2 separate regions of the Homo sapiens genome follow, and region 1 is linked to region 2. Evidence: read pairs that join two places in POLR2A ChIA-PET (ENCODE). Cell type or tissue: K562. All regions are shown on one strand. Links, peaks and the distances in the headings refer to the core of each region. The heading gives the core; the rest is flanking DNA. Region 1 overlaps CHST12 (carbohydrate sulfotransferase 12). Region 2 overlaps MAD1L1 (mitotic arrest deficient 1 like 1).

Region 1 (4,380 bases), core at 187-4,186, 580 kb before region 2:
TCGGGCTTGGGGTAGCCGAAGAGAACAAAGTCGGCCTCGTAGAGTTTATACAGCTGCTGCCTCCAGGCCAGGGGGATCTTGGCGAACCAGTCCTCCTCCCAGCTGCTGGCGGTCCTGTTCCGGTAGCTCGGGGGGAAGCGGAGCTGCCGGTCCACCTGGAGTAGCTGCAGCAGCTGCGCGGCGTCCTCGTCCAGAGTCTCCAGCTTCCCCACGAAGTCGTAGTCGATCTGGCACGGGTGGCAGAGGCGGTACACCTGCCGCCAGTGCTCGTTGAAGGGCGCCAGCTTCTCCGTGTGCGGGTCCAGCAGGTACTGGATGAAGTTGGCGAAGGACACCTTGAGGCCAGCGCGGAAGGCCTCGCGCGCCGAGGCGGGCAGGCTGGTGTGGTTGGCGTACAGCCGCAGCATGGGCACGGCGAACTTGCGGTAGAACTCCTCGTTCTCCAGCTCGAACTTGCTGCGGAAGGCGGAGATCAGGCGCACGAAGGGGTCGCGCACGAAGAGGAACTTGGTGTACTTCTTGAGCTTGACCTTCATGAGGTGGCGGGAGAGCTTCCCGTAGCGGCGCCAGAACTTGTTGAAGGTCAGGTGCGCGCTGGCGTTGTGCACGTGCTCGCGCGGGATGCGCAGCGGGTCGCGGTAGGGCGCACCGCGGTGCAGCAGGCTTCCGCTCAGCACGATCATCACGCGCTTCCAGTTGGTGCAGGCCACCTTGGGCACGTAGCAGTAGATGGCCCCGTGCCGGTCGTCCACGATCAGGTGGCTCAGCTCCGAGTTGGGGATGTCGTCGAATGCGCGCTCCTTGGTGGGGAAGGCCAGGCTGGAGTTGGCGCAGAAGCCCCGCAGCACGCTCCTCCGCTCCGCCTGCTGCCGGCCCTGGTCTGGGCTGCGCCGGGCGTCGCGCGGGGACCAGTCGTAGCCTCTCACGCTCTCCTCCATGCTCCCCGGCGCAGGCGGCTGCTCCGTCTCCTTTCTGGGAAGGTCGCTCTGCTTCACGCCAGCACTGAGAAACTTGTCCAGAAACTCGTCGACATCGGAGTCGGCCGTGAGCTCCCTGTCCCTGTCCGGCCCGGGCGTGGGCAGCGGCGGCCCCGTGTGCGGCCTAGAGAAGGACGTGTGCAAGTAGAAGTGCGCGGCGCCTGCGCTGTCCCAGTACACGATGATCAGCAGGATCATGAACACCGACCCCAGCACCAGCCACAGCCGGAACAGCCGGGCCTTGGTCATCCTGCCCCGGGCGGGCTGGGCCCTCTCCGGGCCTCTCACTTCAGCTTCCTGCAGAGCCGGGGCATCCTGCTGGGAACCTGCAGATGCAATGACACACTAGTTAATGACTGAGGTGCACTGGGGCTCTGACTCCTGCCTTCTGATCAGTGGGGGACTGGGGTCCGGAGGAGCAGGAGCGCTGGGCCACGTGATATCAGCTCGCCCTCCAGAGGGGCTGGAGGCTGAGGTCAGCAGTGCAGGGAGTCTACACATCCATGTGCCCGAGCACCAGTAATGACCCTGGACGCCAAGGCTCGCGTGCTTCCCTGGCTGGCAGTACTCCACATGTGCTGACACTCGCCACTGGCGGGAAAGTAATATTGCCCACAACTCCCAAGAAGAGGACGCCTCCCAGGGAGTGGAGACCAGCTCCAGGTGTGAGCCCTCCTGGACTCTGCCCTCTGCAACTCTTCCCAAGGCTGATTTTTTTTTTTTTTTTTTTTTTTTTTTTTTTTTTTTGATATGGAGTCTCGCTCTGTCGCCCAGGCTGGAGTGCAGTGGCCCGATCTTGGCTCACTGCAAGCTGCACCTCCCAGGTTCACGCCATTCTCCTGCCAAGGCTGATTTTAATCTTCGAATCTATATCCTTTTCCTATAATAAACCATAGCCACAAGAATAACTGTGATCAGTGAGCTCTGTAATCTTTCTAGCAAATCATCAAACCCCACAGTGGTCTCAGGGACGCCTGCATTTGCTATTGGTGTCATAAGTAAGAGGGGTCTTGGGAACCATTCCTTAACTTCACAGTGACCCAACAACAGGAAAATTGTTTTGGCAACACCCACTCTACTTAAGTCGAATGCCAATGGAAAAACTGCACCCTACAGCTTCATCAGGGCCACCCTGAGAGCTGACCTTCCACACCACCCTGGCTTCCCAAAAGTAAGTGGCACATTGCTATTCCCCTGCCAGGCACCAGGGGGTGTTGGTGGGGCTGAGCTGGGAGCTGATACCCCTTCCTCTGCCCATGGAAGTAGAGGTGCTTCCTCTGTCTGTCCCACCAGGGTACTGTCAGTGTGGTCCAGCAGGGAGCTAAGCCTTGACCCCACCTGGCATCCACAAGGTGGAAGGAGATGGTGTGAGGCAGGAGAGTCCACACTCTGACTCCCTCTCCCCCAGCCAGGTCAGGGCCCAGTAGGAGCTGAACTCCAACTCTACTCCACCCCTATCTGGCACCCATGACATGGCGTGAGGTGGTTAGAGGTGGGGCAAGTTGGCCCTCTACTTTCTCACCTCCTCTCTCCCGGGAATGGAAAACATTAATCATGCAAATATTAATGAAAAGAAAGCAGGAGTGGCTATCTTAATATCAGATGAAGCAAATTTCAGAAGGAAGGAAACTACTAGAGACAAAAGGACATTACATAATGACAAACAGTTCAATCCCCAGGAAGACATAACAATCCTAAACATGTATGCACCAAACAACAGAGCCTCAAAATACAAAAAGCAAAAATCGATAGAGCTAAAGGATAAACAGACAAATCCACAATTATGGCTGGAGACTTCAACACTTCACTCTTGATAACTGACAAAACTATGAGGCAGAAAATCAGCAAGGATACAGAAGAACTCAACACCAGCAACCAACAGGACATAACCGACATATGCAGAACACTCACCTAACAAGAGAACACAGTTTTTTCTAAGTGTCCACAAAACATTCACCATGGTAGACCAAACCTCAGCTAATTTAAAAGAATTGAAATCTTGACAGGGCACGGTGGCTCACATCTGTAATCCCATCACTTCAGGTGGCCAAGGCGGGTGGATCATTTGAGATCAGGAGTTGGAGACCAGCCTGGCCAACATGGTGAAACCCTGTCTCTACTGAAATTACAAAATTTAGGCTGGGTGTGGTGGCTCATGCCTGTAATCCCAGCACTTTGGGAGGCCGAGGCAGGTGGATCACTTGAGATCAGGAGTTGGAGACCCGCCTGGCCAACATGGTGAAACTGTCTCTACTGAAAATACAAAATTTAGGCTGGGCATGGTGGCTTATGCCTGTAATCCCAGCACTTTGGGAGGCCAAGGCAGGTGGATCACCTGAGGTCAGGAGTTCAAGACCCGCCTGGCCAACATGGTGAAACCCCGTCTCTACTAAAAAAATGCAAAAATTAGCTGGGCATGGTGGCAGGCGCCTGTAATCCCAGCTACTCAGGAGACTGAGGCAGGAGAATCGCTTGAACCCAGGAGGCAGAGGTTGCAAGGAGCCAAGATTGTGCCACTGCACTCCAACCTGGGTGACTGAGCAAGACTCCATCTCAAAAAAATAAATAAAAATGAATAAATAAATAAAAATAAAAGAATTGAAATATTTTATATAAAGGAATAAAACTAGAAATCAATAACAGAAAAGACAACAGGAAAATCCACAAACACAAATTCCTGGAAAATAAATGACACATTTCTAAATAATAGCAAAGGAAAAAGTTAAAGTACACAGAATAGAATGAGAATGAAAATACAACATATGTTACAGTCACTGTGGTGCCAAGAGCATTAGAAAGCAGAAAAGGCCGGGCACGGTGGCTCTCTCCTATAATCCTAGCACTTTGGGAAGCCGAGGCGAGAGGGTCTCTTGAGCCCTAGAGTCCAAGACCAGCCTAGACAACATGGCAAAACCCCATCCCTATAAAAAATGCAAAAATCTGCCGTGCATGGTGGCATGCACCTGTAGTCCTAGCTACTCTGGAGGCTGAGGCAGGAGGATCGCTTGAGCCCAGGAGGTCAAGGCTGCAGTAAGCCGAGATCGTGCCACTGCCCTCCAGCCTTGGTCTTAGCAAGACCAAGACCCTGTCTCAAAAGAAAAACAAAAACAAAAAACCAACCAAACAAATGAAAAAAACCTACAAATTATCTTTATCAGGAACAAGACAAGGAATGAAATTATAGATCCTGCAGCCATTGAAAGGATAAGGAACTATTACAAACAATTTTACGCCCACAAATTTAGCAACCTAGATGAAACAGACCAATTCCTTGACAACCACAAACTACCAAAATGAATAATCCTATACTAATTAAAGAAACTAAATTTGTAACGTAAAAGCTCCTTAAAAAGAAATCTCTGGGCCCAGATGGTTTCACTGAAGAATTCTATCAAACATTCAA
Region 2 (4,380 bases), core at 148-4,147:
TCTGGAGCTGGGGAGTGGGAGAGGCTGGAAGGGTTGGGGTGGAGCCTGTGAAAAGCAGATGTTGCCGAGAACAGGCCATGAAAGGTGATGCTGGTGAGGGCTCAGGAGGAAGGGAGGAGCACTGTGGAGGGAGCCCCCATCTTCCTGCACAAGGAATGCTCCCAGAATCTTAGGAGGGGGCACGGACAAGGCCGCTCTGAGGAGGCCGTGGGTGTGTGTGGTGGTGAGGGGAGACCCGCCTCGGGTGGAGCTGGGCTGGGCTGGGCTGGGCCCGGGCCGTGTTTTCTGGAAAGTGAGTGTGTGAGGGATGAGACTGGAGATTTGGCCACAGCTCTTTCCAGGCCAGGCGTTGAGGTGCAGCCTTTCCTCCCGCTGTTATAGTCAGATGCGGGCACAGAGGGGCGGCCTAGGATGGCATCAAGCAGAAGGAAGCGGAACTTAAGCACCTGGGGAATGCTCAGCTTGTCGCTGTCATCGCTGCTGGAGAAAACGAGAGCAACCCTAGGGAGAGAACCCTAGGGTGTGGCCCGCAACCGTTTGATAGGGAGGCTCGTGTGGGTGTGACCTCAGGCCCCGTCTGCCACTGCGGCAGAGACACCGCCAGCTGGAACCAAAGAGGAGGGAGACGGGAAGGATGAGGGAGGCTGTCGACTTGGACTTGACATGACAGGACCACAGAGCTGTCGGCCGGCAAACACGCGCGGCTCTTCACCGCAGAGGAAGGGTGACCCTGAAGGTGGTTCGGAAAACTCCCAGCCGCCGATGCCTTCTTCAGAGGGGACCGCAGCCCACGTGCCTCCCACAGGCCAGGAGCTCTGCCAGCGGTGGGCGCGGGGCCTCCCCAGTGGACGAGAGGTGGAGCATGGAGCCACAGCGGCAGCTCTCAGGCCTCTGGGCCTCACGGGACTTGCCCCTCGGGGTTTGGCCTGCCTGGGGCCTGGCACCCTCCCTCTTGCCTTTCCCCCTTTTGAAATGGGAGCGTCCGTCCCCTCCTGTCCTGCCTTTGTCTCCCCCGTATGTGACGCCAGTGAGGTTGAGAGGAGACTTTGGAGTTGATGGTTGGTGAGACTGTTGGGGCTGCTGGGGTGGAGAAGGATGTGGGTTCTGTGGGGACAGGGGCAGGATGCTGGGGACCGAGGTTTGTGTCCCGCAGTTCCCACGTGGAAACCGAATCCCCACTGTGAGGGGCATGAGGAGGCGGGGTCTTCGGGAGGTGCTGAGGTGGTAGGGTGGGGCCCTCGTGAATGGGATTAACATCCTTATAGAGGGGACCCCAGAGTCCCCCCGCCCCTTCCCCCGTGTGACAGACAGTGAGAAAGCTCCATCACCAAACACCAAGTCTGCCTGTGCCTTACCCTGCCCTTGTGGCCTCCAGGCCTGTGAGAAGTGAACTCTGTTTACGAGCCACCTAGTCTGCAGCGGCCGAGTGGACCAATACAGGCTTCCACAGGGTAGGTTCCCCCACAGCGGGGGTTGGGGACGAGCTGCCGGGGCCCAGGACGTCCGCTCGCTGCTGGGGCTGGGGCAGTCTCAGCCACTCCCAGCCCCAGCGGGCTCAGTACCCAACACCGAGGCACCGGGGCCATGGTGGGTGCGGCCTGTCCTGGGTGCTCAGTGTTGGGGCTCAGAGAATGTAAAGAGCCTGGGGCGGGGGTGGAGGTGCCCCAGGGGCAGAGGCTGGGCAGCCCCGTGAGTGATGTGGCCTCCGCCACGCCTGGATGGGGTGGATAAATGTACCCGACGCCCGTGATCGAGCTGGTAATTACCCTTCACAATGAGTGATATTAATCGTGAAGCTCCCAGTGCACGGCATGAGAATGGCGCCGGGAGCTGGCGGCAGCAGGAGAAGCCATTTATTAGCCTGATAAATGACCAAAAGATGGCCTTTCTGGCTGGCTCCTGACAGGACTTTCTGATAACAGGGCCGAGAGTCCACCTGTCAGACGGCCAGGTGGGGCCTGCCCGGTCCTCCCCTGCTCGGCCACCCAGGCTGCTCGGAGTGAAATCGTAGGTTGGGAGGGGGTGCAGAGGCAGGGCCCCTTGCAGGCGAGTCCCAGCTGCCTCCTGTCATTGGGCGGGGATGGAAGGGTGGGACAGGAAGGAGGCAGTGTCCTTCTGAGCTCAGCCTGGGAGAGGCAGGGGGCCCCCGTGCAGAGGGAGGCGTGTGGGTGTGCAGGGCGGCGGGGACAGTGTTTCTGAGCTGGTGATCAGTCTGCTGTGGTCAGGCAGGCAGGGTGGGGGCTGGAGCGGGGTCAGGCATGGCAGTGGCAAGGAAGCATGGCATAAGGTCCTCTGTGCCCAGGAGGACACTGGTGCTAAGCGTCTGCTGTCACCTGCTTCTGTCTGTCACTGCCGTCTGATGCCTGACCGGGCTGAGCGTGTGTTTGTTGAATGAAGGCAGGGCTGCCGTGTGCGTCCTCCCTGCCAGGCCCCTCCACCTCCGCTCTTTCCAGAGGGACCGGGCTACCTGCTGTTGCTGTGCCACCCACAGGGGAGGCAGGTGTCAGCTCCACACGCGTGGGGCCTTCTCGCCAGGCCTGTCCCGACACAGAGGGCAGTCCCGTGAGGTGGCAAGTTCCCACAGTCAGCAGTGCCGCTGCTGTTAGAAGGTGGTGGTGGACTGAGATGACATCCGCAGTCCCTTCCGCATCAGGGCCCCCACCTCCTGTACATCCTTGGGGTCTCAGCCCAGATGCACTTCCTCGGGGCTCTCCCTGGCTCTCCCGGGCTCCAGTCTCCTGGTGCATGTCGTTATCAGCTCCCACTCCACACTGGGACAGGACCCTGAGCCTTGAGTCCTGCGGGTGCCTCGGCCGCCCTGCGCTGTGAGCTGGCATGTGCTCAGTGCTTGGTGCGTGCTAGAGGAGCACGTGAAGGCCCGGATAAATGATGCAGACATGGGCTCCAGGGACAGCGGCCCGTCCTCGGAGGCGCCCCTTCCAGGCTCAGCACGTGCGGCTCTCAGAGTCTCATTTGTTGGCTCTCCTGGCCTTAGAGGGCAGCCCGAGGGTCCCAGCAGGGCGTCTTGGCTGGGTGGGCTCAGGAGGCAGGGGAACAGCAAGTCCGGAGTCATTACAAGGCCTGTGCCGACACCGGGTGATTTAGCGGTATGATTACTTCCTAATGCAGTATCTCGCAAAGCTTTTTATTAGATTTCTCCCCTTTTCCTTCCAAAGTCTCTTTGGAAATAAACACCTGGGGCTGTTATACTTCATACCACTCAGTTTAATTAACTTTTAAATCACATAACGTCACCCGGACCTCTCAGATGGCGGCGGTCGGGCCAGGGTGGAAGCCTGGCTGCCCCAGCCTCTCCGCCCAGGGAGCGGGGCATTGCCCCATCTCAGCCTCAGGGATCCTGAGCCTGGACTCCCCCCAGTGCAAGGTCCATTGAGGGGGACCCTTGGAGGGGCAGTGGTAGCTCCTGGGGCTCTGAGTCTAAGGGTGGCAGAGACACCAGCCCCAAGCCAGGTCCTCCCAGTCCGGGAAACCCAGTGAGCTCCACAGCCTAGTGCTACGCTGCAGGTGTGGGGGCCTGAACCCAGCTGCCGTCATCCCTGAGAAACTGCCCAAACGGTGCCTCTCGCCAGGTCAGCAGGATCCTCGCCCAGTGCTGGGTCACGTCCATCCCAACCTGTGTCCCCACAGGAAGCACTTTCTTCCCTGGGGCTTCTCCCCGACCCGCTCTGCCCCAAGTCTGGGTCCTGCCCTGGGTCTCGGGCCTCAGGAGGGCCCCTCCCCAGGCCAACAGATTCCAGAACAATCTTGTGACATCTGCCCCCAACGTGGGCACCAGTGAAGGTTCCCAGCCCCTCTCGTTGCCGCTGACACTGTCCGCCCACCCGTGCCGGGCCCTGCCTCCCCGAGCTCTTCCCACCATTGGTCCCACCCATTGTTTCTGCCACTCCAGCTCCCGGGCAGCAGCCAGGCGAACCAGCTGTTGGCAGGCAGGCGACTCTAGCTCCCTGGGCAGCACCTAGGAGGCCTGGCCTTTGGCAGGCAGGCGTCACAGATCAGTTAGGCCCTTCTGCGCCTGCCTGGGATGCTGAACAGGTTTCGCGACACTGTAAGTGCCTGTTCCTGAGAAAGCAGAGGTCGCCGGCACTGAAGGCTGTGTCCCCAGCACCTTCCCCTGTGTGGACCTCCTGCCGTCTTCCTCGCCACGCCTTCACTAACTGTTCCATTCTAGTTTTCTTCTTCTTGGGACCGTTTTGGTTGGTGATTGGTGACTTTCCAGGAATCGTGCATTCCTCGAGTTTTCAGACTAGCCGTGCTGTCCCGGGGCCCCGAGCAGATTCCTCTGGCCCTGGTCACTGGGGTGACGCACAGTTCATCAGGGGCTTCCTGGGCACTGCTGGGGACGCCTCTCATCCACGAGGA

Evidence for each region. Peaks named below come from ENCODE experiments on the same cell type or tissue, not always from the same donor. Only the 100,000 strongest peaks of a DNase experiment are listed, where the experiment ranks them.
Region 1: POLR2A ChIA-PET joins it to region 2 with 7 read pairs; 1 of 35 experiments calls an interaction of 5 or more read pairs at or near these places.

The regions. Positions count from the first base shown.
Region 1 is chr7:2,429,486-2,433,865 of GRCh38, reverse strand. CHST12 (carbohydrate sulfotransferase 12) reads right to left here. Exons shown (of 2, transcript NM_018641.5): 2 at 1-1,303. The coding sequence starts at 1,226. Among named protein-coding and RNA genes, the nearest start is that of CHST12, 28 kb to the right of the region's middle. RefSeq lists enhancers at 1-838, 839-1,731. In K562, for the core only: a CTCF peak has its summit at 2,186 (motif pointing right); a DNase peak (open chromatin) is centred at 2,195.
Region 2 is chr7:1,851,434-1,855,813 of GRCh38, reverse strand. All of the region lies in intron 18 of MAD1L1 (mitotic arrest deficient 1 like 1), which reads left to right. Among named protein-coding and RNA genes, the nearest start is that of MIR4655, 9.4 kb to the right of the region's middle. In K562, for the core only: no CTCF peak of the experiment used is centred there; DNase peaks (open chromatin) are centred at 553 and 2,093; H3K4me3 peaks cover 3,122 bases.